3 separate regions of the Homo sapiens genome follow, and all the other regions are linked to region 2. The links are chromatin loops, found by intact Hi-C in ENCODE. Cell type or tissue: mammary epithelial cell. All regions are shown on one strand. Links, peaks and the distances in the headings refer to the core of each region. The heading gives the core; the rest is flanking DNA. Region 1 overlaps ZNF609 (zinc finger protein 609). Region 2 overlaps ZNF609 (zinc finger protein 609). Region 3 overlaps TRIP4 (thyroid hormone receptor interactor 4).

The links. Peaks named below come from ENCODE experiments on the same cell type or tissue, not always from the same donor. Only the 100,000 strongest peaks of a DNase experiment are listed, where the experiment ranks them.
Region 1: it touches region 2 in a loop (2.0-fold over the local background); 2 of 110 quality-filtered maps call a loop at or near these places.
Region 3: it touches region 2 in a loop (2.8-fold over the local background); 2 of 110 quality-filtered maps call a loop at or near these places.

What each region holds. Positions count from the first base shown.
Region 1 is chr15:64,629,755-64,641,179 of GRCh38, reverse strand. All of the region lies in intron 3 of ZNF609 (zinc finger protein 609), which reads right to left. It overlaps LOC101930091 (a long non-coding RNA gene), which reads left to right and starts at 10,578. Exons shown (of 5, transcript XR_007064678.1): 1 at 10,578-10,666. It also overlaps the pseudogene RPL21P15. In mammary epithelial cell, for the core only: no CTCF peak of the experiment used is centred there; a DNase peak (open chromatin) is centred at 5,529; H3K27ac peaks cover 1,412 bases.
Region 2 is chr15:64,518,235-64,529,659 of GRCh38, reverse strand. The region is part of intron 2 of ZNF609 (zinc finger protein 609); the gene reads right to left. It also overlaps the pseudogene GAPDHP61. Among named protein-coding and RNA genes, the nearest start is that of ZNF609, 63 kb to the right of the region's middle. RefSeq lists an enhancer at 107-973. In mammary epithelial cell, for the core only: no CTCF peak of the experiment used is centred there; DNase peaks (open chromatin) are centred at 4,679, 7,629 and 8,359; H3K4me3 peaks cover 138 bases; H3K27ac peaks cover 2,584 bases.
Region 3 is chr15:64,427,136-64,435,135 of GRCh38, reverse strand. All of the region lies in intron 11 of TRIP4 (thyroid hormone receptor interactor 4), which reads right to left. Among named protein-coding and RNA genes, the nearest start is that of ZNF609, 29 kb to the left of the region's middle. RefSeq lists enhancers at 4,099-4,610, 4,611-5,122. In mammary epithelial cell, for the core only: no CTCF peak of the experiment used is centred there; a DNase peak (open chromatin) is centred at 4,655.

The DNA.
Region 1 (11,425 bases), core at 1,765-9,764, 110 kb before region 2:
TTTTCACATGACCATAGTATTTTCTCTCAACAGAATTTCAGGCAAAAGTATTATTAGAGAGCCAGCTGAAACCATTATTAAGCAAGTGTCAATTTGAAGAGCATTCAGATCTGGTACTGCTAAAACTATAGGCAGGAAAAGGACTAGTACAGGATAGAGAAGGCCAAAGTGGAATAACCAGTAAATGTAAACCACTTCACACCCACACTGTGGGGATGGGGTGTGCAAATGGGAGAAATGGGAAAGATGGGAGAAATGCAAAAAATCTGACACAGTTCCTCCTCCCATCTATACATTCTTACACTAGGGAAACTTTGCATAAGTGCCACAAAGGCTGTTTCACCACACCCTTAAATCGTATATCCTTCCTTTCCTCTTGCTGAGGTAACCATATCCTGCAGCCATGGCTGGAGAAGGTGGCTCAGCAAAGGTCATCATGCCTTTGGCTATACAGCTGGAGTCCTCTGAAAACCACTAGGAATAAGAAAGATGGTATCATCTCAATGGAACAGCTTTGAAAAAATACTTGCCTGGGGTTGAGAAGGAATCCCACTGTCCACAGCTTTACTGCTTTATGACCTAGCAGAAGGAACTAGGATAAGAATATGACTAGGCTTGGCTTATGCGAGGCACTTTTCCTTTTGGCCTTCTTCAGCCAGAGGCTAGTATGCTGCCAACTGCTGAAACCTATTTTTCTTTCTGGTAACCTCTACTTGACTGTTTCAGAGTTTGTTAACAGAGTAGAGCTGAACCACCCTTTCACTCTCAGTAAAAAAAAAAAAGAAAGCACAAGTGTATTTACCCAAGGAAGGGTAAATAGTAATGCAGAGAAAGGAACTCAAGTCTTGACGCAGCGGCTCATGCCTATAATCCCAGCATGTTGGGAGGCCAAGATGGGAGGCTGCTTGAGCCCAGGAGTTCAAGACCAGCCAGGGCAACAAAGTGAGATTTCAGCTCTACAAAAAGTAAAATAAAATAAGTAGATTTAAAAAAAGAGAGAGGAGGCCAGGCACGGTGGCTCATGAGGTCAGGAGATCAACACCATCCTGGCCAACATGGTGAAACACTGTCTCTACTAAAAAAAATACAACAATTAGCTGGGTGTGGTGGCAGGCACCTGTAGTCCCAGCTACTCAGGAGGCTGAGACAAGAGAATCGCTTGAACCCAGGAGGCGGAGGTTGCAGTGAGCTGAGATTGCGCCACTGCAATCCAGCCTGGGCGACAGAAAGAGACTCAAAAAAACAAAACAAAACAAAACAAAGCAAAAAAAGAGGAACTCAACCCAGTAACAGTTGGGGTCAGAGGGTGGATGATCTGCTCAGACTGACTTTGGGAAGCAATGTCTCTCATTATTATGCACATTTCTAGAAAATCTTCTCTCTCCAACTTGTGACAATAATTATTCTGAAATTTTCATTTGCCCCTTTTATGAATTGAACTGTGTCCCTGTCCCACCCTTCCCCTGCCAAAAAAAGGTATATTGAAGTTCTAACCCCTAGTACCTCAGCATATGACCTTATTTGGAAATAGGGTCTTTACAGAGGCAATCAAGTTATCAAGATAAGGTCATTAGGGTCTGCCCTAATCCAGTGACTGGTGTCCTTATAAAATGGAGCAATTTGGACACAGATATGCAAAGAGGGAAGACAGCCATGTGACTGGGATGATGCAGCTACAAGCCAAGGAACACTATGGATTGCCAGCAAAGAGCAGAAGAAAAGAAGAATTCTTCCCTAGAGCTGCAGGAGACAGATGGTCCTGCCAACACCTTGATCTCAGATGCCTGGCCTCAGGAACTGTGAAATAATAACTTTCTGTTGTTTTAAGCCACTCAGTTTTTGGTACATTGTTACAGCAGCCCAGGAAATTAATACAGCCCCAAAGGCAGATGTGGTGTTGATTAAATCAGTCAGATTTTACCTTAACTAGCCTCACTGAATTGCTGCTAGACTGCAGTCTAAGTCAGTGGTTCTCAAACAGGGTTGGTGGAGAACAGTGGTGATGGCAGCAAACCATAATTTCTTGGGGAGCATTTTTTACAATAGGCAAGTCCAAGCTCCATCTTATTTATTTTATTTTTTAAATAAAGACGGGTCTCACTATGTTGCCCAGGCTGGTTTCAAACTCCTGGGCTCAAATGATCCTTCTGCCTTGGCCTCCTAAAGTGCTGAGATTACAGGTGTGAGCCACTGCACCTGGTTCCAAGCTCCATCTTGAACATGCTGATTGAGAATAGGAGCAGGAGATAGCTAACTTTTTAATTTAATTTTATTTTATTTATTTGAGACAGGGCCTCACTCTGTCACCTAGGCTGGAATGCAGTGGTGCAATCACAGCTCACTGCAGCCTCAGCCTTCCTGGACTCAGGTGATCCTCCCACCTCAGCCTTCCAAGTAGCTGAGACCACAGGCGCTTGCAACCAAGCCTGGCTAATTTTCTACTTTTTGTAGAGATGGAGTTTCGCCATGTTGTCCGGGCTGGTCTTGAATTCCCGGGCTCAAGAAATCTGTCCACTTCAGCCTCCCAAAGTGCTGGGATTACAGGTGTGAGCCATGGTGCCTGGCCAGCTAACATATATTTTAAACAAGATCCCTAAATGATATCAGTGACTTGCTCTGATCCCCCCTCCCCCCAATTCTCCCTCAGTAACTGCTGAGTTTACTAGCTTAAGTAAAAGGATAAAACTTTGGGTCTTCTCCAAATTGATCTGTAGATCCTAATCAAAATTTCAGCACTTTTTTTTCTGTAAAAATTCACAAAGATGATCCTAAAATTTACATGGAAATGCAAAAGGCCAAGTAAAGCCAAGGCAATCTTGAAGAAGTACAACAAAACTGGAAGACTTATACTACTAGATAACAAGATTTACAAAGCTGTAGTTATCAAGACAATGTAGTATTGACACAAGAATACGTAAATGTATAAATGGAACAGAAGAGAACCCATAAATAAACCCACACAGGTTAACTGGTTTACGACAAATGTGACACTGCTGTGCAATGGGGGAAAGGATGGTCTTTTTGATAAGGTGCTGGGCCAATTAGATATCCATATAAAAAAATAAGAATCTTGACTTCCAACTTACATCCTAAACAAAAATAAATTCCAGATAGATTGTGGATGTAAATACATATATATATATATGTATTTTTATATATATTTTATATATATATATATATATATAAAACAAGGTTCTCAGAAAAAACATAGAAGAATATATTATCTTGGGATGGGCAAAACTTTGTTAAACAGGGCACAGAAAGCACTAACAATAAAAGAAAAACAAAAAATTTAAAAAAGATAAAATAGACTACATAAAAATGAAGACAAAGACACCATTAACAGAAAAGTTAAGACACAGAAGATATTTATATTACATAAATCTCACAAAGGACTAATAACCAGAATATGCAAAGAATTCATACAAATCAATAAGAAAAAGACATACAACCCAATCCAAAAATGGGCAAAAGACTTGAACAGACACTTCGTAAAAGAGATTTCCAAATGGCCAATGAACACATGAAAAGATGCTCAATTTCATTACTCACCAGGGAAATGCAAATTAATACCACAATGAGATACCACTACACACCACCAGAATGGCTAAAATGAAAAAGACAAATAAGGTCAAGTGTTGGCTAGAACACAGAGCAATCAGGATTCTAATACATTGGAAGTAGGAATGTAAATTGGTTTACACATTTTGGGAAACTTGTGATGTCTATTCAAGTTGATCATACACATACCTTATGATTCAATAATTCCATTTCTAAGTATAGATAGATAGGAATATGTATATATAGTCCCAAATAGACATGTACAAGAATTTTCACAGCAGCACTTTTTATAACAGCCTCAAACTGCAAATAACCCAAATGCCATCAACAACTGAATAAGTAGCAGTATACTCACATAATGGAATACTATAATGAAAATAAACAAAGTTTAACAACATGTAACAATATGGATGAATCTCACTGGCACAATGTTGAACAGCTCAACATAAAAAAGCTCATACTGTAATGATTCTATTTACATGAAGTTCAAAATGGGTAACACTAATCTATGGTATTAACAATGAGATTGGTTACCTGGGGTGGGGAGAAGGGCTAGCTATTAGAAGGGAGGCATGAAAGAGATTTTGGGGTTCTGGCAATACTGTGTTTCCTCATCTAGGTGCTGGTATCACATGGTGTGTTCACTTCGAAAATGCAGACTTGCACACGTAGAATTTGCGTACATGTTTATATTATTTTCAGTAAGACTTATTAATATAAAACAAAAACAAAACCTTTGGGTTTGTGACTCCTGTAGACAAGTGGCTGGGAAGATAACAAAGGATAACAGATTAGGCTATGCCAGGATCAGCCAAGATGCAGGCCAGTTCTATACTTCAGGCAGCTTGCCCAATCTCTAGGGCAGAAGACTAGTCTAGTATCTAAGGCAACAGCACATGGCAGAAAAGGGGAGGGTTTCGCTTTCTTCATCTACTCTTTCTCCATACTTCATTCCAGGAGATTTTCTGTATAATTCTAAGGAGTAAGCTGAAAGCTAAAAAGCAAAAGGGAGCTTCATAAATGAGAATATGCACAATATTTCAAGTATATTGAATGATCTAGAAAATTTTCAAAAGGTAGGGATAATCAGAGTCAAATAAGGAGAATGCAGGTTGTTCACCAAATTAGTTCAGGGTTAAAAGTTTCATTTGATTATGAGTTCAATGGGGGTAGAAAATTATTTGACAGCAGTCTTTTGGGCTGCTTTTAGATACCCTAAGGAGAAAACAGAGTACAACTTCGGGGAGGGGTGACTGCTCAATTTCTCACCATAGCCTTTTTGTCATATAGCTTGTTGCTATGGAGAAGGCCGTGAAGGCAGCAACTAAAGGAAATAAAGGATCTGGCAGGAGTAAGCACAGGGATAGTAGATTAAACAAAAATTTCTTGAGCAATTAGTGAGTAGCAGGGCCTATAAATGACATACTTTTCTTGTTTTTCCTAACCCCTACCCCTTTGAAAGTACATGGGCTTGGTTTACCACTATAATTTAATTGAAATACAGAGAAGCCTGAATGGGCCTAACAAAGCTTAAGCCTGGCAGACAAAACACAAGGCCACTTAGCAATGCTGCCTAATGCCAGGAGGAATCAGCTACCTACCCACCCTATCCTGGTGAAATTATCTCCAGCTGCCTAAATTATAAAGTTGATGCCCTGTGATTTCTTTGTTCTGTAAAGCCTGAGGGAGATGGAATAATGAGGTATCAGAAGAGGTGGAGAACAGCCCCTTGTTTCAGAGTAGTCAGAGAGAGAGAGAGCGAGTTAAAGAGAGAAATGGAGTTAGTTCTCACCGGTATCATTAAGAGGCAGCAGCAGCCTCAGTAGCAATAGCTTGGGAGCAAAGCTCTGCTTGAACTAGTCTGAAACTACTGCTGTGGGAGAAAAGGCTAGTTGCCAACTTTGTTAATAGCTTCTGCCTATCATTGTTACAGCAGCTTTATCAAATAGGGCAGGGCCAGGACCTGTTTTTAGCAGTGTAAGCACTAAGACCAGAGGGCTCAACATCTTCCAGCAGATTTCATCACAACCAATGACTAACAAAGACAAGTCCCTCTTCTATTCCACATAAATGATTACAGAGTTGTAAATATCAGAGCTAGAAGGATCATAGAGATCATGTAGTCCAACCTCCTCATTTTACAAATAAGGAAATTAAGGCCCAGATAGTCAAACGACCTTATTAACAGAGCAAGAAAACACCAAGGCTCTCAAATAGGACTTTTTCCCCTTTGAATCACACTTCAAAGCTAAGTTAGTTAGGGCTAATGATTAATCCCAGGCAATACCAGTAAGATATTTATTGCCTAGGTATCACTCAACTAAATTCCTAAGTATCAGGATGATTTTGATAACAAAATAGGTCTGGGTTTTGTTACTGAAATATAAAAAGAATCTCATTTGCAAACAACCTTACCTATCTGGCAAGCTCACAGCCTAGTCACCTATATATACTGCCTGACTGTGCTTTGCTTGGGGGAGGGAGGAGGTGTGTGAGCATGCACAAAGGGAGACTCTCTTTCTCCCCTGGAGATTAGTCTATTTTGCCATTTGCAAAATGAAACTCAAAAAAGCCGGTGACTGAAATTTTTCCCAAGGTCTTCAGGATTTAAATGTATGACAGTGGACATATAACACAATCCACAAAGGTATATAAACACGTCACTGCCCTAAAGTATCCTCTGGGAGTAAGCTGCTAGGTGGGAATGTGTTGGCTGTTGTTTTTGGTGGGGGAGGGGTGGGAGAAAGTAGGTACTGATTTCCCTAATGTTTCCTTTGTGTGGCTGCTGTTGCCATGTGGTGGTCTGTTGCTATGAAGATTTGTGGTGTCAGACAATGGCTGCTAGGCTCTTTATGACTGTGCTATTGGTAGAGCTATTTCTTCGGGATTCAAGCTAGTATGCAACTGGCTAAACAGTGGAGAAAGCTTGGTTGTTACTGTGCCCCATCTCTCCTCTAGGTGAGTACTGCCTGGGGCAAGACTGAAGGTGAAGGGGCATTAATTATAGCATATGAGAAAGAAAAACCAATAGCTGAATGCCACCTTACTTTTCTAGTGCAAATATCTAAAATTAGATATTTCACAGTTCACACACATACTTTTCTACATCAAAATCACACAGGAAAAACCAAGAGTAACTACCAAGGTTACCATTTCCATGAAAGAAGATTAATGGAGAGCCCCTTCCCTTTAGTGAAAAGGATAAAAGCCCACAGCTGGGATCTGCAATCAGATGAGGATGAAGAATAGCTGGGGCAGGTTCTCAGCGGAGCTACCACAGGCAGACTAACTTCCTGCTAAGCAAAACCATAGCCTATTACTCTGATAATGAGAAAACTGCAGCCCACAGACCAAAGCAAAGGGCTCAACCACAGAGTTTGAAGTAGGGCCGAATGTTCTCCTGGGTAACAGGGGCCAGAGTACACAGAAGTCACCATGGGTCTGTTTAGATGTCAGCTACTTACCCACCCTCTTCATACTCCCACACAATTACTCTTCTTTCCATCTCAGAGTATATACACACAGACACACACACACACATATATATATGCATGTCTGTGTATATATATTTTAAAGATCTAGCCCCTGTGCTGTCAATACCATAAGCCACTAGTTAACATATGGCTATTTAAATTTAAATTAAATAAAATTAAACATTCAGACCCTTGGCCAGGCACGGTGGCTATACGAGGCATGAGATTGGTAAACATTTTTTTTTTTAATAATTTTTTTTTTCCTGAGATGGAGTCTCACTCTGTTGCCCAGGCTGGAGCGCAGTGGCACTATCTCGGCTCACTGCAACCTCTACCTCCCGGGTTCAAGCGATTCTCCTGCCTCAGACTCCCGAGTAGCTGGGATTACAGGCGCCCACCACCATGCCTGGCTAAACTTTTTCAACAAAAGACCAGATAACAAATATTTTGGGCCTTGCAGGCCACATGGTCTCTGTTACAGCTTCTCAACTCTGCCACTGTAGGGCAAATGTGAACAAAATACATTAAATGAGAATGACTGTCTTCCAATAAAACTTTATTTATGGGTCCAGGCCCAGTGCCTTACGCCTGTAATCCCAGCATCTTGGGAGGCCGAGGCAGGAGGATTGCTTGAGCCCAGGAGTTGAAGACAAGCCTGAGCAACACAGTGAGATCTCATTTCCGTAAGAAAATATTATAGGCCAGGTGTAGTGGTTCACGCCTATAGTCCTAGCACTTTGGCAGGCTGAAGTGGGCGGATCACTTGAGCCCAGGAGCTTGAGACCAGCCTGAGCAATATGGCAATACCTTGTCACCACAAAAAATACAAAATTAGCCAGATGGGGTGGCACATGCCTGTAGTCTCAGCTACTTGGGAGGTTGAGGTGGGAGGATTACTTGAGCCTGGGAGGTGGAGGCTGCAGGGAGCTGTGATCACGCCACTGCACTCCAGCCTGGGCAACAGAGTGAGACCCTGTGTCAAAAAACAAAACAAAACAAAACAAAACGTGTCACTTCTAATAGGTTACAGAAAAAAAAAAACAAAACAATACTTTATTTATGGACCAGGTGTGATGGCTCACACTTGTAATCGCAGAACTTTGTGAGGCTGAGGCAGGACGATTGCTAGAGCCTAGGAGTTTGAAACCAGCCTGTAAAACATAGTGAGACCCCATCTCTACAAAAAAAAAATTAAAACAAAAAAAATTAGTTGGGCATGGTGGTGTGTGCCTGTAGTCCCAGCTACTTGGGAGACTGAACTGGGAGGATCACTTGAGCCTGCAGTGAGCCATGATCACACCACTGATCACACCACTGCACTCCAGCCTGGGAAACAAACCAAGACTCTATCTGAAAAAAACAAAACAAAAACAACAACAGCCAGGCATGGTGGCTCACGTCTGTAATCCCAGCACTTTGGGAGGCCAAGGCAGGCAGACCTGAGGTCAGGAGTTCCAGACTAGCCTGGCCAACATAGCGAAACCACATCTCTACTAAAAATACAAAAAAAATCAGCCAGGCGTGTGATTCCAGCTACTTGGGAGGCTGAGGCAGGAGAATCACTTGAACCCAGGAGGTGGAGGTTGCAGTGAGCCAAGATTGCACCACGGCACCCTAGCCTGGGTGACAGAGTAAGACTCTGTCTCAAAAAAATAAAAATAAAAAATAAAATAAAAACAACAAACAAACAAAAAACCCTTTATTTATAGACACTGAAATTTGAATTCCACGTAATTTTCATGCCTCACAAATATTGTTGGATTTTGCATTTTTTCAACTATTAAAAAATAGAGGCTGGGTGTGGTTGCTCATGCCTGTAATACCAGCATTTTGGGAGGTGAGGCGGGAGGATTGCTTGAACCCAGGAATTCAAGATCAGCCTGTGCAATGTAATAAGACACTGTCTCTACCAAAAAAAAATTTTAACTACCCAGGCATGGTGACATGCTCTGGTGGTCCTACTTACTTGGGAGGCTGACGTGGGAGGATCACTTGAGCCTGGTAGGCTGAGGCTGCAGTGAGCCATGATCGTGCCACTGTATGTGAGCCAGTGATCTTGCCACTGCACTCCCGTCTTGAAAGAACAAGACCCTGTCTCAAAAAATATATATATATACACACACGCCATTCTTAGCTCATAAGCCATACAAAAGCAGGCAATGTGCTACTGTAAGACAACTACAACATAAATAATGGAGAGCCTTTCGGCCAGAACTGCCATCTTCCAGTGGACAAACACAAAGGTTAAGAAGAGAGGCACCCAATATATGTTCTCTAGGTCTCTTAGAAAATATAGAGTTGTGGCCGGGTGTGGTGGCTCATGCCTGTAATCCCAGCACTTTGGGAGGCTAAGGCAGGGGGATCACCTGAAGTCAGGAATTTGAGACTAGCCTGACCAACATGGAGAAACCCCGTCTCTACTAAAAAAAAAAAAAAAAATACAAAATTAGCTGGGCATGGTGGCGAATGCCTATAATCCCAGATACTCGGGAGGCTGAGGCAGGAGAATCGCTTGAACCCAGGAGGCGGAGATTGTGGTGAGCCGAGATTGCGCCATTGCACTCCAGCCTGGGCAACAAGAGCGAAACTCCGTCTAAAAAAAAAGAAAGAAAAGAAAATATGAAGTTGTTTCTTTGGCCATGTATATGCGAATCTATAAGAAAGGTGATATTGTAGACATCAGGGGAATGGGTACTGTTCAAAAAGGAATGCCCCACAAGTGTTACCACGGCTAAACTGGAAGAGTCTACAGTGTCCCCCAGCACGCTGTTGGCATTGTTGTAAACAAACAAGGGCAAGATTCTTGCCAAGAGAATTAATGTGTGTATTCAGCACATTAAGCACTCACTCTCTAAAAGCCAAGATAGCTTCCTGAAACATGTGAAGGAAAAATGATCAGAAAAAGAAAGAAGCCAAAGAGAAAGGCATCTGGGTTCACCTGAAGCAGCAGCCTCTACCCAGAGAAGCACACTTTGTGAGAACCAATGGGAAGGAGCCTGAACTGCTGGAACCTCTTCCCTACAAATTCACAGCATAATGGGTGTTAAAAAAATAAAAGACCTCAGGACTGTAAAAATGTTTCTCTTCATTGAGTAGAAGTGTGGTGTCCTCTCCCCTAAAAAAATATTTAAAGCAAATTTTAATTGTGTCCTAATTCATTATGTAATGTCTTTACTACTCAAATTTAATGTATTTCTTGCTGAAAGATGTGAAGTAGCTTATTGTGCAACAAGTTACTCAACTGGTTAGAAAACAGCCAAATATTATTTATGAAATATTTGTATTGGTTTGAAGACAGTGCCTCTAAATCATCATGGAAGAAATAAAATAATTTACAAAACAAACAAACAAAAAAGAAAACAAAAGAATGGAGAGTAAGGCCTGGTGCAGTGGCTCATGCCTGTAATCCTAGCACTTTGGGAGGCTGAGGCAGGCAGATCATTTGAGGCCAGGAGTCTGAGATAAGCCTGGCTAACACGGTGAAACTCCATTTCTTCTCGGAGGTTGCAGTGAGCCAAGATCACACCACTACGCTCCAGCTGGGGGAGACAGTGAAACTCCATCTCAAAAAGAAAAAAGAATGGAGAGTCAAGGGACTTATATGGTAGTAAGATTTCTACATTCCACTTGAGGTACTAATTTTAAGTAAACTGTGAAAAGTTAAATATATATACTGTAATTCCTAGAGAAACCACTAAAAAATTATACAGAGATGAAGAGTGAAGAGTCAAGAGATGACTAGGGAGGTTTGAGCCTAGAAAATTAGGAGGATGGTACTGGGCATGGTGGCTCATGCCTGTAGTCCCAGCATTTTGGGAGGCCGAGGCGGGTGGATCACCTGAGGTCAGGAGTTCGAGACCAGCCTGGCCAACATGGTGAAAACCCATCTCTACTAAAAATACAAAAATTAGCTGGGTGTGGTGGTGGGCGCCTGTAATCCCAGCTACTTGGGAGGCTGAGGCAGAAGAATCGCTTGAACCCCGTAGGTGGAGGCCATTGTACCCCGGGCAACAGAGCGAGACTTTGTCTCAAAAAAAAAAAAAAAAAGAAAAAAGAAAATTAGGAGGATGGTAATGTAGGTGTAATGAAGAGAAACAGAGAAGGAAAGAGAAGGAAATTTTTGGTAAAAAATGATGAATACTCCTTTTTAGACATTCGAATTTAATAAATCAGTTTCTGTTGATGTTCATCAGTGAAACTGTATTAGGCAAAAGGTCAAGTGTGGAGATAAAGTTCTCGGTATTGTTCACACAAGGTAGACAGCTAAAGATATGAATATATAGGAGAGTACTTACAATAGAAAGCTGCTAAAGTAATAGCTTTTGGAAGTTATGATGTAGGAAGGCTATGCAAAGCAGAAGAGTGGCAGATTCTACTAATTTCTTCCCTTT
Region 2 (11,425 bases), core at 2,982-10,981:
AAGGTCAGAGTCAACAGATTTGGTCGTACTGGGTGCCTGGTGCACCATGACTGCTTTTAACTCTGGTAAAGTGGATATTGTTGCCATCAATGACCCCTTCATTGACCTCAACTACATGGTCTACATGTTCCTGTATGATTCTACACATGGCAAATTCCATGGCACCGTCAAGGCTGAGAACGGGACGCTTGTCATCAATGGAAACCCCATCACCCATTTTCCAGGACCAAGATCCCTCCAAAATCAAATGGGGTGATGCTGGCGCTGAGTACGTCGTAGAGTTCACTGGTGTCTTCACCACCATGGAGAAGGCTGGGGCTCACTTGCAGGGGGGAGCCAAAAGGGTCAACATCTCTGTCCTCTCTGTTGATGCCCCCATGTTTGTGATGGGCGTGAACCATGAGAAGTATGACAACAGCCTCAAGATCGTCAGCAATGCCTCCTGCATCACCAACTGCTTAGCGCCCCAGCCAAGGTCATCCATGACAACTTTGGTATCATAGAAGGATTCATGACCACAGTTCACACCATCACTGCCACCCAGACTATAAATGGCCCCTCCGGGAAACTGTCACGTGATGGCTGCAGGGCTCTCCAGGACATCATCCCTGTCTCTACTGGCGCTGCCAAGCCTGTGGGTAAGGTCATCCCTGAGCTGAACGGGAAGCTCACTGGCATGGCCTTCCATGTCCCCACTGCCAATGTGTCAGTGGCGGACCTGACCTGTCGTCTGGAAAAACCTGCCAATATGATGACATCAAGAAGGTGGTGAAGTAGGCATCGGAGGGCCCCCTCAAGAGCATCCTGGGCTACAATGAGCACCAGATGGTCTCCTTCGACTTCAACAGCAACACCCACTCTTCTACCTTCGATGCTGGGGCAGCCATTGTCCTCAAGGACCACTCTGTCAAGCTAATTTCCTGGTATGACAATGAATTTGGCTACAGCAACAGGGTGGTGCACCTCATGGCCCACAATGCCTCCAAGGAGTAAGACCCCTGGACCACCAGCCCAGCGACAGCATGAGAGGAAGACAGAAGCTCTTACTGCTGGGGAGTCCCTGCCATAATCAGTCCCCCACCAAGCTGAATCTCCCCTCCTCACAGTTTCCATGCAGACCCCTTGGAGAGGGAGGGGCCTAGGGTGCCCCACCTTGTCATGTACCATCAATAAAGTGCCTTGTGCTCAGCCAAAAAAACAAAAAACAAACAAACAAGAAATTAAACAATAAAAAAACCCACAAAAAATTAAAAATAATAATAATAATAATAATAATAAATTTTTTTAAAACCCCCACCAATAAAAAAGAGCCAGGATTCTGGATCAAGAGGTCAGGAGTTCGAGACCAGCCTGGCTAATATGGTGAAACCCCATCTCTACTAAAAAATTCAAAAATTAGCTGGGCGTGGTGGCACGCACCTGTAGTCCCACCTACTCAGGAGGCTGAGGCAGCAGAATCGCTTGAACCCAGGAGGTGGAGGTTGCAGTGAGCCGAGATCGCGTCACTGCACTCCAGCCTGGGCAACAGAGCGAGACTCCAACTCAAAAAAAAAAAGGAGCCAGGATTCAAACTCAAGCCTGCATAATTCTATAATTTGTGCTATTAACCCCTATATAATATTCAATATTTCTATAAAATTAATAGGTGTTTAACTTCATTCGGAAGTCTGAGCAACTGGCTAACAAGAATATGCTGTAAAGAGAAAGTGATATTTAAGTTGGATCCTGAATGACAAGTGGGAAAGAAAGGGGGTAAGAGTAGAGTTTGGTCCAGGTTAAAAATGATGAGGGTCTGAACAAAGGAAGTGGCAACAAGTATAAAGAGGGGAAGTTACAAGAGATAAGCAGGAGATAGTCTCTTAAAGAACCTTTGTGATGTACCAGATGTGAGCAGTGAGGGAAAGGCATCAAAGATGACTCACAAGTTTCTAGTTTGGGTGACTGGGCAGAAGTATTCCCAGTACTAACACTGAGAAAGTACTGGAGAAAGGAATGGAGAGAGGTGGACTTTAGGGACAAATTATGATTTTTCTTTGAACTTTGTGAATTTGAAGTACATTTGGGACAACTAAGCAAGGAAATCTGTTAGGCAACTGGAAATCATGGTCAAATTTAGTAAAGATGTCAGGGCAGGGAATGGATATTTGGGAGTCACTGCTATAACTACAGTACTTTGAAATAATAATTGTGTAAGAGACTGACACATAGGTAGCACTCATGCCATCTTATGTGTAAGGCTGGTCTTAACACTGAGAATATACTGAACTCTGAAAATAAGCAGGGCCGTAACATGTCCCCACAAATCAAATATGCCCATCACCTCCATCTTTACAGAAGAAAAAAAAAAAAAAGACGTTGGAAATGGAGTGTAGCTGATATCTGACGACAACGACTCAGATAGCCGTTAGTCTTTTAACCCTGCATCCTCAAAATACCTGGCAAACTAGATGATCAATAAATATGTGATGAACAGAAAGCATGAATGAAGGAAGCCCAAAGAATTAAACAGAATTTCCAATGTTATTCAGCTTAAGTAGGGGAATGGACACTAGAAGCTAGGTGCTCTCAATCTTGTGTGCTTTACATTCCAGAGGTTTCTCCAGCCTCCTTCCTCACCTGTTCCTCAAGAATTATCTTGTTCTGAAAAATATCAACATAATTTAAAATCTCTAACTACAGTATAAATGTTCCCTTCAAAATCTCATATTGGGCTGGGTACGGTGCTTTATGCCTGTAATCCCAGCACTTTGGGATTGCCGAGGTGGGATGATCATTTGAGCCCAAGAGTTTGAGACTAGACTGGGCAGCCTGGGCAACATAGTGAAACCCTGTGTCTACAAAAAACAACAACAAAAATAGCCACATGTGGTGGCATGTGTCTGTAGTCCCAGCTACTTGCAAGGCTGAGGCAGGAGGATTGCTTGAGCCTGGGAGGTCAAGGATGCAGTGGGCTGTGATTATGCCATTGCAGTAAGCTGTGATTGTGCCACTGCACTCCAGCCTGGGTGACAGGGCAAGACCCCATCTCTAAGAAAAAAAAAAATCCCATATTCATAGAAGTCATCTATAAAAAAGTCCACAGTTAATTAACATCATATTTAATAATTAAGACTGAAAGTTACTCCCTAAAATCAGTGAAGAAGTTAAGGATGTCTGTTCTTGCCACTTCTATTCAACATTGTACTGGAGGTTATAGCTAGAAAAATTAGACAAGAAATAAAGAAAAAAGACATCGAGGTTGTAAGTAAGAAGTAAAAGGATCTCAATTTGCAGATAACATGATCTCATATATAGAAAATCCTAAGGAATGCACAAAAATCATATCAGAGCCAACAAACGAATTCCACAAGGTGGTGAGATACAAGATCAGTACATATAAAACAATAGTATTTCTGTACTCTAGCAATGAATAATCCAAATATGAAATCAAGAAAACAATTCCATTTAAAATAACATCTAAAAGAATAAAATCCTCAGGAATAAATTTAACAAAAGAAGTGCAAGATTTTGGTGTACAACCCCTAAATTTGACTGGCTTAAAAAAAAAAAAAAAAAGAAAAGAAAAAACAGGGCTGAGCGTGGTAGCTCATGCTTGTAATCCCGGCACTTTGGGAGGCCTAGGCAGGCAGATCACTCGAGGCCAGGAGTTGGAAACCAGCCTGGCCAACATGGTGAAACCCGAGCTCTACTAAAAATACAAAAAATTAGCTGGGCTTAGTGGCGTGCACCTGTAGTCCCAGTTATTTGGGAGGCTGAAACAGGAGAATCGCTTGAAACTGGTGGGTGGAGGTTGCAGTGATCCAAGCCAAGACTGTGCCACTGTACCCCTGCCTGGTGGACAGAGTGAGACTCTGTCTCAAAAAAAAAAAAGAAAAAGGGCAAGATTTGTACACTAAAACCACAAAACATCATTGATGGAAATTAAAGAAGTTATAAATAAATGGAAAGACATCTCATGTTCATGGATTGGAAGATTTTTTATTGTTAAGATTGCAGAACTCTCCAAACTGACTGACAGATTCAATACAATCTCCATCAAAATCCTAGCCTGCTTCTTGCAGAAATTGACAAGCTGATCCTAAAATTTGTATGGAAATGCAAAGGACTCAGAATAGCCAAAACGATCTCAAAAAGAAGAATAAAGTTGAAAGACTCACAATTCTCAACACTTACTACAAAGATGAGTAATCAAGATTGTAATACTGCCATAAGGATAGATATGTTGATCAACGGAACAAAACTGAGAGTCTAGATAAAAACCCATACATTTATGGTCAATTAATTTTCAACAAGGGTGTCAAGAAAATTCAATGTGGGGTAAGAATAGTCTTTTCAACGATTGGTGCTAGGAAAACCGCATATGTACATGTAAAAGACTAAAGCTGGATCCCTACTTCACACCATATAGAAAAATTAACTCAAAATGGATCAAATACCTAAATGTAAGAGCTATAACCATAAAAATCTTAGAAAACACTAGTATCCAGAATATATTCTTACAAAGAACCTAATTAAAATATTGACAAAGAATCAGATATCTTCAAAGAAGATATACAAGCACATAAGCACATGAAAAGATGTTCTGAATCATTAGTCATTAAAGAAATCCAAGTCAAAACCACAAGATACCACTTTACACCCACCAGGATGGCTATTATTAAACAAATGAACAATAACAAGTATTGTTGAAAGTGTGGGGAAATTGGAATCCTTGTACACTGCTAGCGGGAATGTAAAATGGCACAGCCATTTACATTCTGGCAAACAGTTTGCCAGCTCCAAACAAAGTTAAACAAAGAGTTACCACATAATCCAGCAATTCTATCCCTAGGTATATAATAAAAAAAACTGAAGACATATGTCCATACAAAAACTTGTATATGAATGTTCATAGCAGCATTATCCATTAACAGTCAAAATAAGGAAAAAACCCAAATATCCCTCACCTGATGAAATGGATAAACAAATGTGGTATATTTATATAATGGAATATTATTCAACCATAAAAAGGAATGGAGTACTGATACATGCTACAATAGATTATGCTAAGTGAAAGGAGTCAGACACAAAAGGCCCCCCCCTTTTTTTTTTTTTTTGAGATGGAGTCTTGCTCTGTCTCCCAGACTGGAGTGCAATGACGCAATCTTGCCTCATTGCAACCTCCACCTCCCGGGTTCAAGCAATTCTCCTGCCTCAGCCTCCCAAGTAGCTGGGACTACAGGCATGTGCCACCACGCCCAGCTAATTTTTGTATTTTTAGTAGAGACAGGGTTTCACCATGTTGGTCAGGCTGGTATCGAACTCCTGACCTTGTGATCTGCCTGCCTTGGCCTCCCAAAGTGCTGGGATTACAGGCGTGAGCCACTGCGCCCGGCCAAAGGCCACAGATTGTATGATTCCATTTACATGAAATTTCTAGAGAGACAGAAGTAGACTGCCCGGGGCTAAGTAAAATGAAGAATTAGGGTGACTGCTGATGGGTACAGGGTTTCTTTTTGAGGAGATGAAAATATTCTGGAATTAGTGATGTGATGGGTACACAGTTTGTGAATATAGTATAAACCACTGAATTGTATACTGAAAAAAAAAAAGAAAACATGAATTATTTCTCAATTTTTAAAAAAACTGTATGAGGAAAAAAAAAAAACCCGTATAACCTGTCTAGCTAACCTCTTCCAAAAAATTTTCCAGTTATCAGTTGTTAAATGGTTTCTGGAAACATTACTTTTTTTTAAATAATAACCAGGAAAAGGCAGGAACATTAAAGCCATTTGATAAACATGCAAAAAGTTGAAATTCTACCCAGAGCTTAGGCCATCAGCCATCATTTCTCAATCTTCCATTCACATGAAATTTAAGTTTATAACATAGAAGATTTTCTTTTCTTTTTTTTTTTTGAGATGGAGTCTTGCTCTGTTGCCCAGGCTGGAGTGCAGTGGCGTGATCTCTGCTCACTTCAATCTCTGCCTCCCAGGTTCAAGCGATCCTCCCACCTCAGCTTCCCAAGTAGCTGGGATTACAAGTGTGCATCACCACATCTGGCTAATTTTTGTATTTTTAGAGACAGGGTTTCACGATGTTGGCCAGGCTGGTGTCGAACTCCTGATCCTCCCGCCTCAGCCTCCCGAAGTGCTGGGATTACAGATTTGAGCCACTGTGCCCGGCCTATAATATAGCAGATTTTCAAAGATTTTCCTAGATTTCCTGAAATTCTTATGTCAGGCTCTTGGTAAAAGCCTACTATTAGGCAGTCAATCCTGGTCTGATTTCTTCAAACCAAAGTGCTGACAACAGTTCCAAAGAGTAGTCTCAGAGCTGCTAGCATAATTACTTTAATTGGAAGCTGTTTCTCTCCAGTTATGCAAGGGAGTCCATATTACATGAAAATAAAATCTATAATAATTCATCATAGTATAGGATGTATACTTTTGGAGAATATAAATTAAAATATACCCTGCTAACATCTCTCCCCATTTCTGTCCTGTCAAAAGATCATTAAGGGTATGGTATGTTAAGGAAGATCTCTTTTGGAAATGCTTATACCTGATATTATAAATGTCAAAGAGTACTCTTAGACAATAGGCTGCAAGTACTGTATTCCTGCCTCATTTTAACATTTAAAAGGAACAATAAATAAATCCAAAATACTTTTCTCTATTGCACCAAAATTTCCTTTTTTTTTTTTTTTAACCACAATGTATTAAAAGTTAAATCTAAACATCTATGTAAACATCGAATAGACAAAAGGTCTAGACTGGTCAACATAGAAATCCATATAGAAAATTACACAGAAAAAAGATGGGTTTCTTTTTGTGCAACTTCCTTAACTAAAATGCTACTCCAGCAAGGAAAAGAAAACATGAAAGACAGCCCTTTTCTTTTTATACAACTAGAAATCTCATAAGCTTATGTCTTGAGCAAGCTCATCAACGAAAGCAAATTATGTTAACTGACATCACAGACACCTCTTTCCAAAGAGAAGAAAGCAGGTCAACATTAAGTCTTTAAAAATTGCAAAACTACTCTCTCCCTACATACTCACCACCATCAGTTTAAAAAAAACAAACACCCAGACTTCTGAAGACAATCACAAATGAAGATAAAAAATTGGTTTGAGATAAGTTATAAAAAGCTAAACAAAGAAGATGAGTTTCATACTCCAGGGTGAGATCACATCAATTGTAATAAAATCTAGCCAAGCAGGGCCAAACCAGTTCAGATCTCTAATGGGAAAATTAAAGATGCTTAAAGGGACAGAGTTGAGATTCATGAGGTATAGATCATGCCCAAGCCAGTCCTGAACCAATAATCTCAGCCAGTTCCACAACATTAAAGAAATTCTTCTCTTAAGAATCTGGTAGAATGAAGTACAATTTTTATGTTCTTCCTTTTACTTTTCTGAATTTTCCAAATTCTTTACAATAAAGCACTTATAGATTTCAATGCCAGAATGCTGAAACCTCGTTAGTAGAAAATAATCTCAAAGAAACAGAAAACCGAGTGGACAGGTTGCTGTAAACTCACAAGGTCAAGGCATTCTCACTTGCCAAGTACAGAGTTTGCCCCGGGGGCATTAGAGATAACAATGCTTGTGCTTTGCCCAATCTTCTCTCTGACATAATAGGCTTTTGTCTCGAGTCACCAGATGCCTCAGCATTAGTTGGCCAAGTGCTAGGGCCCCAGAGCCTAGATAACACAGCTGGAGCTTGGTACTCCTATACAGGGATTAAGAAACAATCTCCAGCCCACAACTCTATTAAGCAAACTTTGACAGCTGCCAGGGCCAGTAAAGAATAATGAAGGGACAGGGATCCAGTGGCACAGCTGCACCTCTTTCCCACACCAATATTCCTCTTCCTTTTTTCCTCAGAAGGCTCACTCTGCTGCCAACTCCAGGTCTTACTGGTCTCCTTAGCCACTATGGCTGTCCATTTTAAAAAACCACACTGGCAATGATGGGCTTTTAGTAAAACTCAAACACTTCAAAATAAATTGAAGGTTCCCTGCTTAGGGTATTTTCATAAAGGTTATGAGCCTTGATTCTACCTAAATTCCTCCTGACTGTCGTCTTGGCAGCAGAATATTAATAGGCTGTCCTAAGAGAGTTATAAAACAATCAGTATCCAATCATTTCCTGTACCTTGAAATGTTAACACTAAGGGAAGGACAGGGAGGAAAAAATAAAACAAGGAAAGGAAAAAAAATCCTCCTCTCAGGGAAATGCCTACACCCCAGAGACCAGGTCCAAGCTCCCTCCCTACTCCATATCCAGCCACACAAAAGCCAAAGCCAAGAACAATCCTCCACTTACAGAGGCTTCCACAAATTTCTCTCCTCAGCCAACTCTGGAGCCAGGATGAGAGACTTTGTTGGCACATGCCAGCTCTTGTTTATGAGCTGGTTACCACCTCAAAGGCTGCTTGGCCCAAGGTCTGCCTTCCCTTTACAGGATCTTTCAAACTTCAAAATGGGATCTTATCTTGGACTCCTCTTAAGACATGGACGTGGGTTACTTAACCTATTGCTTCCAGCTTGAGTGCTATCCAAGGATTTCTCTGGGGACTACATTCTCAGGGGGTAGTCAACATTATCTAATATGGAAGGACTTTCTACCCACCTGTACAAAGTAAAGAAGAACGGAAAGATTTTAAATTAAAAGTAAAAGCGAACACTTTCAGAAATAACTTCAGTGGCCATCAGGTAAAGGTAACAGCTGAAGTGACGAAAATCAGGTGAGCCTCTCCTTTGCTGTCAGTGTAGCAGAGAAGGTGGGAAGAAAGATAATAAAATAATCTCTTCGGCTGATAATTTAATTCTGTCCCGTACTCAGAGCTTATTTCTGAAATCTTGTAATAGAAATTTCCCTAGGTTGAATTCCATATCCTAACAGCTAGGAATTGAAGAGACATTTGGAAGTCAGTTTCTCGGTTACTTTTTGTTGTCTTCCCATTCTATTGTGAACCCTTTTCTCCCTTAATTTCACCTCACCTTTTAGAGATTTGGGGAGAATACCAGAACGTGTGGGAAAAAAAATATTAGCCAAAAATTTAAGAAAACGAGAATAAAAAAACAAAAAGAAAAATAGAGATTTGGGGATAATAAAAACTGAGACACAGGTTAGGGAGCCTGGCTCTCTAACTGCCTTTGGTTTTCTACTTTCTACGGAAACAACATTCACAACAGAAAACTACATATATCATATATGTACAACTCTGCATTTTCATAAACTGAACACACAGTTATGTAAATAGCATCCACAACAATATTTTAGCAAATAGTGCTCAAATAAAAACTTTGCCCTCCAGGGGATATTTGGCAGTGTCTGGGGACATTTTTGGTTGTCTTACCTTGGAGCGAATATGATAAAGGTATGGATGCTGTGAAACATCCTACAATAAACTGGACCACCCCAACAACAAAGAATTACCCTAGCCCCAAATACCAATAGTGTTGTTGTTGAAAAATCCTGGTTATAGCAACCCAGAAACCTTCCTGTACTGCTTCTCCAGAAAGGACTTTTACCACAAAAATGCAAGACTCCTTATGCTCTGGTAGAAAAGCTGCTGTAACATACTGCCATGAGGAGGTGGTACAGAGCATAAATGATCACAGATGAAACTACTCACCTGCCTGGAAAGACAAGAGAGGCTGCAAGGAGAAAGGAAAATAGAACAAACATTTGTTGCTGACCTGTAACTATTATACTATAACCTCCATATACTGTGCATTTACAGTGTACTTTTAGATCTTTTAAATTAAAACCATATAAAATCTAAGGAAAATGAGATACGGAGAGGTAATTTGCAGAAGATCCTATATATATTAAATGGCAGTCAGTGCTGGGATTCAAACATAGGCCTGATTACAATATCTATGCTTTCACTTTAATACTATTAGAAGTTGAGAGTTTAAATAACTGAAAATTAGGTCAAAAAAGAAAAAAGGAAAACTAAAAAAGTTGAGAGTGATGATGCCAGGCAGGGAAAATATGGCAAATGGTTAAAATAAAAAGCAAAGATCACTCTTCCATTGTTCATAAGTGGCATGAGAAACGAACTTTTCCTCAAAGTGTGCCTCAATCCAATAAAACCAATTCTAACTACAGAACCAAGCAAGTTCTATAACCTCTTTCAGTGGATTTTAAAATGTTTGTATAGACATATGTTCCCAGCTGTGGGTTTTGTATTCTCTCTAGGACACAAGGAAGCAGTTCCCAATATGCCAACTAAGGTAGCTACCTTCTTGGTGTTCCTCAGTGACCCATACTGAGCCCCTTTCATTCAATACAGACACATTCTTCCTGGGTAAGTGCACTCACTTCTATGGCATCAATTACCATTTATGTGTTCACATTAATAAACTCTTAAATCTTTAGATTTCCAGTTCTCTCTCTCACACATCCAGTCCTCAAGAGACATTTCTACTTGGTTGTTCATTCATTCAACTCCCTCTTCCAAATTAACTACCATTTATCCTTCAGATATTTACTCAAACTTCTTCACGGATATTTTCCCTGACCCGCCCCCGCCCCCCGCCCCCCGCCCTGCACCCGCCAAGAATGGTTCAGTTCCTAATTATAGGCTCTCAGCATCCTATAACTTTCACTTTTATAATTTTAATAGTGTAAAATGATAGATGTGCATATGATTGTTTGATTCCATTCTATCTCCCCTACTAAACCGTATGCCCTAGAAAGAGCAGGACCAAATCTATTTTGCTTACATTATCCCCAGCACAGGCAGTGCAAGCACCTCAAAACATGTCCCAAGTTAAACTCATTATCATTCCCTGCAAACTTGCCCCTTTTCAGTGTTCCCTCCTATGAGTAAGTGGTTCCATGAACAGCTTGGTTCATGCCCAAAATCTGGACATGACTCTCGACTTCTTCTTCAATCTCTTCCCAACATGGTATCAATTACCAAGATGCTATCAATTGAACTTCTATTCTCTCAAATCTACCCACTTTGCTCCTTTCCTATTAATACTATTCTGGTCCAGCTGTCTTGCTAACTATGCTAACAGCTTCCTAAATGCCTCCAATCTTGTTCTCCAATCCACTCTGCAGATGACATCAAGAGTAATTCTTCAAAAACTCAAAAATCAATCACTGTAATCCACTAAAAAGTCTAACAATAGTTTTCTGCAGATGTTAGGATGAAATCCAAATCCTTTAACAAGGCTTTTAAGGCCTTCTACTATCTGACCCCATAGCACTCCAGCCTCATCTTACCATTCTATTCCTCCTCCTCCAGTCATAGTGAACTTCTTCCAGTTCTTCTCATGCCTCAAGATTAGTCTTACCACTTAGCCTTTGATTATGCTATTCTCTCACCTGGCACAAGCCTTTTGCCCTCTCTCCCATCACCTGTCTAATTCCTGCTTATCCCTTTGGGTCTCTGTTTAACTATCAGAGAGGTTAGAGATC
Region 3 (8,000 bases), core at 1-8,000, 92 kb after region 2:
CAAGGGATCCTCCCACCTCGGCCTCCTTAGTAGTTGGGTTTACAGGTGCATGCCACCATGCCCAGCTAATTTTTGTATTTTTTGTAGAGACGGGGTTTCACCAGGTTGCCCAGGCTCATCTCGAACTCCTGGGCTCAAGTGACCTGCCCACCTGAGCCACCCAAAGTGCTGGGATTACAGGCGTGAGCCACCATGCCTGGCCAATAATATCTTAAATTAGAAGATAAGTTGCCACTTGGTTTACATGGTAGACTAGATGACAAACCAAGGAGTCCTGAACAGATTCCAAGTAGATAGCGACACTACAGCATATTCTTTCTAGATCAAATAGACCACTTTCTCTAAGCCTTGGTTTACTTAAAGGTAAAATGAAGGCATCATATCCAGTAATTGATTCTACCTACATAAAGCCCCTTGCATCATTGTTCCTGTCTTGCCTCATTTCATTGGCATTATCCTAGAACATATTTTTCAAACATCTCTATCCTGGACTACAACTGTCTTCTCACTGGTCTTCCCATCTTCAGAATATCTCCACTCCATCTTCCACATTTCTGCCAAATTAGTTTTCCCTCAAGCAAGCCTCAGATCATGTTAATGCCTCAAAAAAACTTCAAAACACTCTTTCCCATCCCACAACTGATATGTCTATCATTTGATAGATTTGAATGCCTATCATTCAAAACTATCTATCATCTGAACAAACCTACCTTTTCATTTTTTTTTTTTTTTTCTTGAGACGGAGTTTCACTCTTGTTGCCCAGGCTGGAGTGCAATGGCACAATCTCGACTCACTGCAGCCTCTGCCTCCTGGGTTGAAGTGATTCTCCTGCCTCAGCCTCCTGAGTAGCTGGGATTACAGGCATGCGCCACCACGCCCAGCTAATTTTATATTTCTAGTAGAGACGGGGTTTTTCCATGTTGGTCTGGCTGGTCTCGAACTCCTAACCTCAGGTGATCCACCTGCCTCGGCCTTCCAAAGTGCTGGGATTACAGGTGTGAGCCACTGTGCCCAGCCCTTTTTAATTTTTTTTTAATTGGGCAGTCCCAGAAGCAGATTAGTTTCAGAGAGACTCCCCATTTCATTTTTTGTTTGCTGCTTATTCCTCTATACCAGGGGTATTCAATCTTTTGGCTTCTCTGGGCCACGCTGGAAGAATTGTCCTGGGCCACACATAAAATACACTAACGATAACTGATGAGCTTTAAAAAAAAAAATCACACACAAAAAATCTCATGTTTTAAGAAAGTTTACAAATTTGTGTTTGGTCTCATTCAAAGCCGTCCTGGACCACATGCATCCCACGGGCCACAGCTTGGACAAGCTTGCTCTATACTCACACTCTTCTTTCAATGAACTGGTTTGCCATTATTCTCCATAGAGGCCGATAACTTCACCTCTGTGCCTTTGCTCCCATTACTCCTCATCCTTGTAATATGCTTTTCTACCATCTCAGTAGAAACACTTGAACAGCAAAATCATAACTCTACCATTAACTGACATTACATAAGTTATTTTTTATTTATTTTTTGAGATGGAGTCTCGCACTGTTGCCTGGGCTGGAGTGCAATGGTGCGATCTCAGCTGACTGCAGCCTCTGCCTCCTGGGTTCATGTGATTCTCCTGCCTCAGCCTCCCAAGTGGCTGGGATTACAGGTGCACATCACCACGCCTGGCTAATTTTTTTTGTATTTTTAGTAGAGATGAGGTTTCATTATGTTGACCAGGCTGGTCTCGAACTCCTCACCCTGGACATTACACAAGTTATTTGAACTCTCTTGACACTTTAGGGATGATATTTCATCCCTAAAGGAGGGGAAATGACACCCTGCTTGGAATTATTATAAGGATTAGAAAATAGCATGATGAATGTGGCACATAATAACTGATCAAAAAGTGATAGATTTCATTACTATCCTTCAAAGCTAATTCAAAACCATCTTTTTAAATAAAGTCTTTTGGGATCCTTCCCAGCTAGAAGCAAGCTTTCCCTCCTTTATTTTTCTCAGAGACAGTCTTTACTTCTTTTAAGACAGTTAGGTTCACTTTTTATTTTATATTTGGTTTATATACATATCTACCTAGAAGTCTTTCAAACATCTGAGGACAGAATCTACAGTTGATTCATCCTTTTGTTTCTCTTAGTGTTTAGAACAGTGCCTGATTTATAATAGGCTCTCAAGTGTTTATTTATTTATTTATTTATTTATTTTTATTTATTTTTGAGATGGAGTCTTGCTCTGTTGCCCAGGCTGGAGTACAGTGGCGCAATCTTGGCTCACTACAACCTCCACCTCCCGGGTTCAAGAGATTCTCCTGCCTCAGCCTCCCGAGTAGCTGGGATTACAGGCGCATGCCACGACGCCCAGCTAATTTTTTGTATTTTTAGTAGAGAAGGGGTTTCACCATGTTAGCCAGGATAGTCTTGATCTCCTGACCTTGTGATCCGCCCATCTTGGCCTCCCAAGCTGCTGGGATTAAAGGTGTGAGTCACCACGCCCGGCTGTATTTATTTATTTATTTTTCAGACAGAGTCTTGCTCTGTCACCCAGGCTGGAGTGCAGTGGCGCAATCTCGGCTCACCGTAACCTCTGCCTCCCAGGATCAAGTGATTCTCCTGCCTCAGTGACCCAAGTAGCTGGGATTACAGGGGTGCGCCACCATGCCCAGCTAATTTTTGTATTTTTAGTAGAGATGGTCACCAAGCTGGTCAAGCTGGTCTCAAGAGCCTGACCTTGAGTGATCCGCCTGCATCGGTCTCCCAAAGCGGTGGGATTACAGGCGTAAACCACTGCGCCTGGCTCAAGTATTTATTAATGAATAAATATATATGAAAATCTTAAGAATTTCATGTTTATTTTCAGATGAAAACCAAAACACTAAATACATGGAAAAGTGGTAATATTTCCCATCTCTCTTCAGGATAAGTACAACAGAAAACATAATGCTCAGCCAGGCATGGTGGCTCATGCCTGTAATCCCAGCACTTTGGGAGGCCGAGGCAGGCGGATCACGAGGTCAAGAGTTCAAGACTAGCCTGGCCAACATGGTGAAACCCTGTCTCTACTAAAAATACAAAAATTAGCCGGGCGTGGTGGTGCGTACCTGCAATCCCAGCTACTCAGGAGGCTGAGGCAGGAGAATTGCTCGAACCTAGGAGGCAGAGGTTGCAGTGAGCCAAGATCACTCCACTGCACTCCACCACCCTGGACGACAGAGTACGACTCCGTCTCAAAAAAAAAAAAAAAAAAAAAAAAGAAAACACAATGCTCTTTGGATAAAAAAAATATATATATATATATAATATAAATGGTTTCTGAAACCATTTAAGTGGGTACTTAATACCCAGACTGCAAATAACCCTAAAGACAGTCTGTTTTGATCTAGAAACTCTAGTCAATGTTCCAGTTTTGTTTTTTTTTTTAATTTGAGATGGAGTCTCACGCTGTTGCCCAGGCTGGAGTGCAGTGGTGCAATCTCTGCTCACTGCAACCTCTGCCTCCCGGGTTCAAGTGATTCTCCTGCCTCAGCCTCCCAAGTAGCTGGGATTACGGGCACCCACTACCACACCCAGCTAATTTTTTTTTGTATTTTTAGTAGAGACAGGGTTTCACCATGTTGGCCAGGCTGGTCTTGAACTCCTGACCTCATGATCCACCAGCCTCCGCCTCCCAAAGTGCTGGGATTACAGGCGTGAGCCACCGTGCCCAGCCTGTCAATGTTCCAGTCTTCAAGAGAATTCCAAAACTACATTCCCTATATCTCACTCAAGTGAGCTGTGATTTTAATGAATTGTCCAGGGTTAAGCTAGTTGTTAGTAACATAACAATTTTTCTTCTTGTTGAGTCTCAGATAACAGCCCTCATCGTGAGGGCTGTTATCGGAATATTTTGAGGTCTATATATTGGCAGATTTTCTCAGTACAACAGACAGGACATTTTCACATATTTTAAAAGAGAATTTGTGGACTGCATTTTGAATTCCAGTGCCTGGTTTGAATACTGACTATTAAATCCTTCATTTTCTAATTTCTCATCTCTCAGACTCACAGACAATTCATTGGTGATAGAAGCTGATGATTTCCACAAACGAAGTGATACTTGGAATCTTCCTGAAGATCTATGTTGCTTGGATACTCTTTTTTTTTTAAAGTTTTAAAAATTGCTTACTTTTCTTCCAGCAAATTCTCCTAGATCCTGAAGATACTTTTCTAGAAAAAGGAAGAAGTAATATTCTCTTCCCTATTGGAAGACTACAAGTCTACTGCCGTCAATTATTGGAAACAGGCACCCAGCAGTATAACTGCTTCAGCATAATTCCTTGAAGATAGGGTCTTGGCTATTGTAAAAGCTGTAAGATCAAATAGACTAAAGGGTCAGTAAGCTGGCAGGAAAGGAATGGATTCAGTTCAGAAGAAATAGAATAATCAATGACCTTGGAGATTTCAGACAAATCAGATTTTCTATTGAAGGCAGGGATATAAATAGCACAAACACAACACAGACACGTAGAAACAAAAGCCACCAACTCAACTTTTTGTTTGAAAACTTGTTAGGTCTAGAGAACTGTTCAAACCACAGCTGCTAATGGTTATGGATTTGGCAATCAAAATGTCTTTGTTAAAAAAAAAAAGTTTTAACTGCCTTACTATTGAGGTTACAAACCACAGCCTTGATGCATTGTTGCAGTCAACATCCTCCCTGCTGTTTTTGAGAGCTTACATCTGCTGCTGGCAGATAAAATGCTGGCAAACAGCATGGGCTCCTTCCAGGGGAATCACAGGAGAAGCTTTAACGAGATGGCTCTCATCTACCTTTTTACCCTGAGTTGAACCCATAGCCTTTTCTATATCACTTCTACCTTCTCTAGGCTGATCCTCTGCCATTACTCAGGAGGGTTGAGGATCTAGAGGAATTTTTTCTGGCACAAATTAGTCATGTTGGCCATACTAATCTTAGAAGATAAAAAGGAAGACTAGTTCATGGCTCAGGAGAAAGCACATATTTTTAAAGCCATTTAACAGTGTAGTGCACTTGATTTTAAAACAACCACTAACAAAACCTTTTCGATTTTCTTTTTTTAAGAGGACTAAATGATCACACTATGCCAAAAATAGTGAGGGTTTAGTGTATTTTAACTTATCAAAGAAAGGCCAAGAATGTGAGGTCAGAAGTAAATTACTGAATTTTGGGGGGAAAAGAAAAAGGAACAGCATGTAAAGGCAAAATGTGGTCCAAGTCACACAGGAAGTTAGTTTCAGTTGAAGTAAAAATTACTAGATCCACATTAGTTTTCAAAGAAAATGCAATTCAACTGGGTGATAAATGAATATGGAGATACTGAAGGGAAGGCACAGGTCACAGTTAGGAAACTACTTCCTAGATGGTTCTCTCTCAGTGAGTTGACCTATGAGAATACAGAAAAATCAAGCATACTTAGACTAACACTCCTAAACTGTAAATACCATGATACCAGTTCTGTAGTATGTAAATAGGTAGTGCATGTTTGGGTGGGGGATTAATTTATGCTCAAAGTTTTGAGAACACTGCATGTTATATCCACCTCATAGAGAGTCATAATCCACACTAGCATATTAAGGGCTCTGAGATGTTCTACAGTAAACAGATCTGTTTAATCCAAAGGTATTTCCCAAATTTGTGTTTCAGAGAACACCTATGCCATGGAATAGTTTGGTAAATGCTAGTCAAGAGCCATTATTCCTAAACTCTCAACTCATTCATTCAGAAAACAAGAATGAGGCTGGTATAATAGATTAGACAACTACATTTCTTTTTTTATTTTTATTTTATTTTTTTTGAGACAGAATTTTGCTCTTGTCACTCAGGCTGGAGTGCAGTGGCACAATCTCGGCTCACTGCAACCTCTGCCTCCCAGGTTCAAGCAATTCTCCTGCCTCAGCCTCCCCAGAAGCTGAGATTACAGGCTCCTGCCACCACGCCTGGCTAATTTTTGTAGTTTTTTAGTAGAGACGGGGTTTCACCATGTTGGCCAGGCTGGTCTCGAACTCCTAGCCTCAAGTGATCCACCCGCCTCGGCCTCCCAAAGTGCTGGGATTATAGGCATGAGCCACCACGCCCAACCCAAAAGCTACAACTTTTAAAACTGATAAACTCTTTACTCAATAAATAAGATAAAAATAGGGCTAACATCAATTCTAAATAAATTCATATGCTACCCTTAAACACAGAAAAGAAACAGTGGAGGCCAGGCACAGTGGCTCACACCTGTAATCCCAGCACTTTGGGAGGTCAATGCGGGTGTATCACCTGATGTCAGGAGTTCGAGACCAGCCTGACCAACATGGTGAAACCCTGCTTCTACTAAAAATACAAAAAAAAATGGCCAGGTGTGGTGGTATGTGCCTGTAATCCCAGCTACTCAGGAGGGTGAGGCAAGAGAATCGCTTGATCCTGAGAGGCAGAGGTTGCAGTGAGCCAAGATTGCACCACTGCATTCCAGCCTGGGCAACAGAGTGAGACTCCGTCTCAAAAAAAAGAAAAAAGAAACAGTGGGAAAAAGTTACAGAAAAGCCAACCATAGGGAAAATGGGTATGGGATTCCCATGTCTGATGAAGCCTAGTGGCTTCTGTTATATTTTAATGTTATATATCAGAGACATTCATAAAGAGAGTTGCCAGCACCTCTAGCTGGAAACATATGGGAGGATTCCTGCACTTCTACATGCTGTTCAAAGCAACCTCAGGAAATGAGATACAATATAAGTTAAAGGAGAAGTATCATGAAAAAGAGGTATCCTTCAGAAATCAACAAGACTTGTTTTAATTAGATTTCTAATTCCTGTAACCTTCATAGTATTCCATAGATCAGGATTATAGTTTCCTACCCTTCTCTACACAAATTTGTGGCACAAAGAAGATTGGCTATCTAGAGATTGAAATCATTTGACCTTGTATCAGGTGGTAGTTTGCTTGATCAATAGATGAGAAAATAAAGCAAGGCCGCTTGCCAAAAACCATCATCCACATTGCCAGATGCTCCTGGGTTCTCTTTTAGAACGCAAATACATATCCCAGGAAGAAAACATAATGCAGTATGTTATACTAAGCTGTTAACGACTGTGAATCTCTAAAACTGTAAAGCCTACACCAGTGTAAGGTATTTTTATAATATTACTTCTAGACTGGGGGAAAAAAAAAGAGGGGGGAGGAAGAAAGTAGACATTGAAAAAAATGGGCAAAAAGCTCAGAGGGATAGTGCAGGCACAAGAGTGTGGGGGATAGCCTCCATGTGTCTATGGTTTTGCCTAGGTCTGGATCAGATACTAAGGGAAGAACAAAACGCTAGAACTCAAAATTCACACCAAAATGCATGCATTGTACTCACACACATAATCAGAGGAGGCAGAGGAGGTAACTCACAAGGAAATGAAAGACATAAATCTAGAGGGATAACAAGTGTTAGTTAAAATCAGTCAGTAGGCTGGCCACAGTGGCTCACACCTATAATCAAAGCACTTCGGGAAGCTGAGGCAGGTGGATCACTTGAGGCCAGGAGTTCAAGACCAGCTTCGCCAACATGGTGAAATCTTGTCTCTACTAAAAATACAAAAATTAGCTGGGCATGGTGGTGTGGTGCCTGTAGTCCCAGCTACTGGGAGGCTGAGGTGGGAGGATCACTTAAGCCCAGGAGGCAGAGGTTGCAGTGAGCCAAGATTGGCACTCCAGCCTGGACGACAGAGTGAGACCCAGTTTCCAAAAAAAATAAATAAAGAGTAAAGAATAGAGAGGGTAAAATGGCTGGGAACAGTAAAGGAAAACAGTAGACAGTAATAACAGTAATGAAAGGTAAGTAAGTCTGAAAAAGAGAATTTGCTGGGAAAAATGAAACTGAAGCTCTTTTTCTTCAGCACACTGGTGGAAGCCCTATTATCTAAAGCAACTGTTCAAAGAACAGGAAAACCATACTGATAGGTAAGACTGTTTGTGCTTCAAGGATGGACTTTTCCTGTTTTGGATTT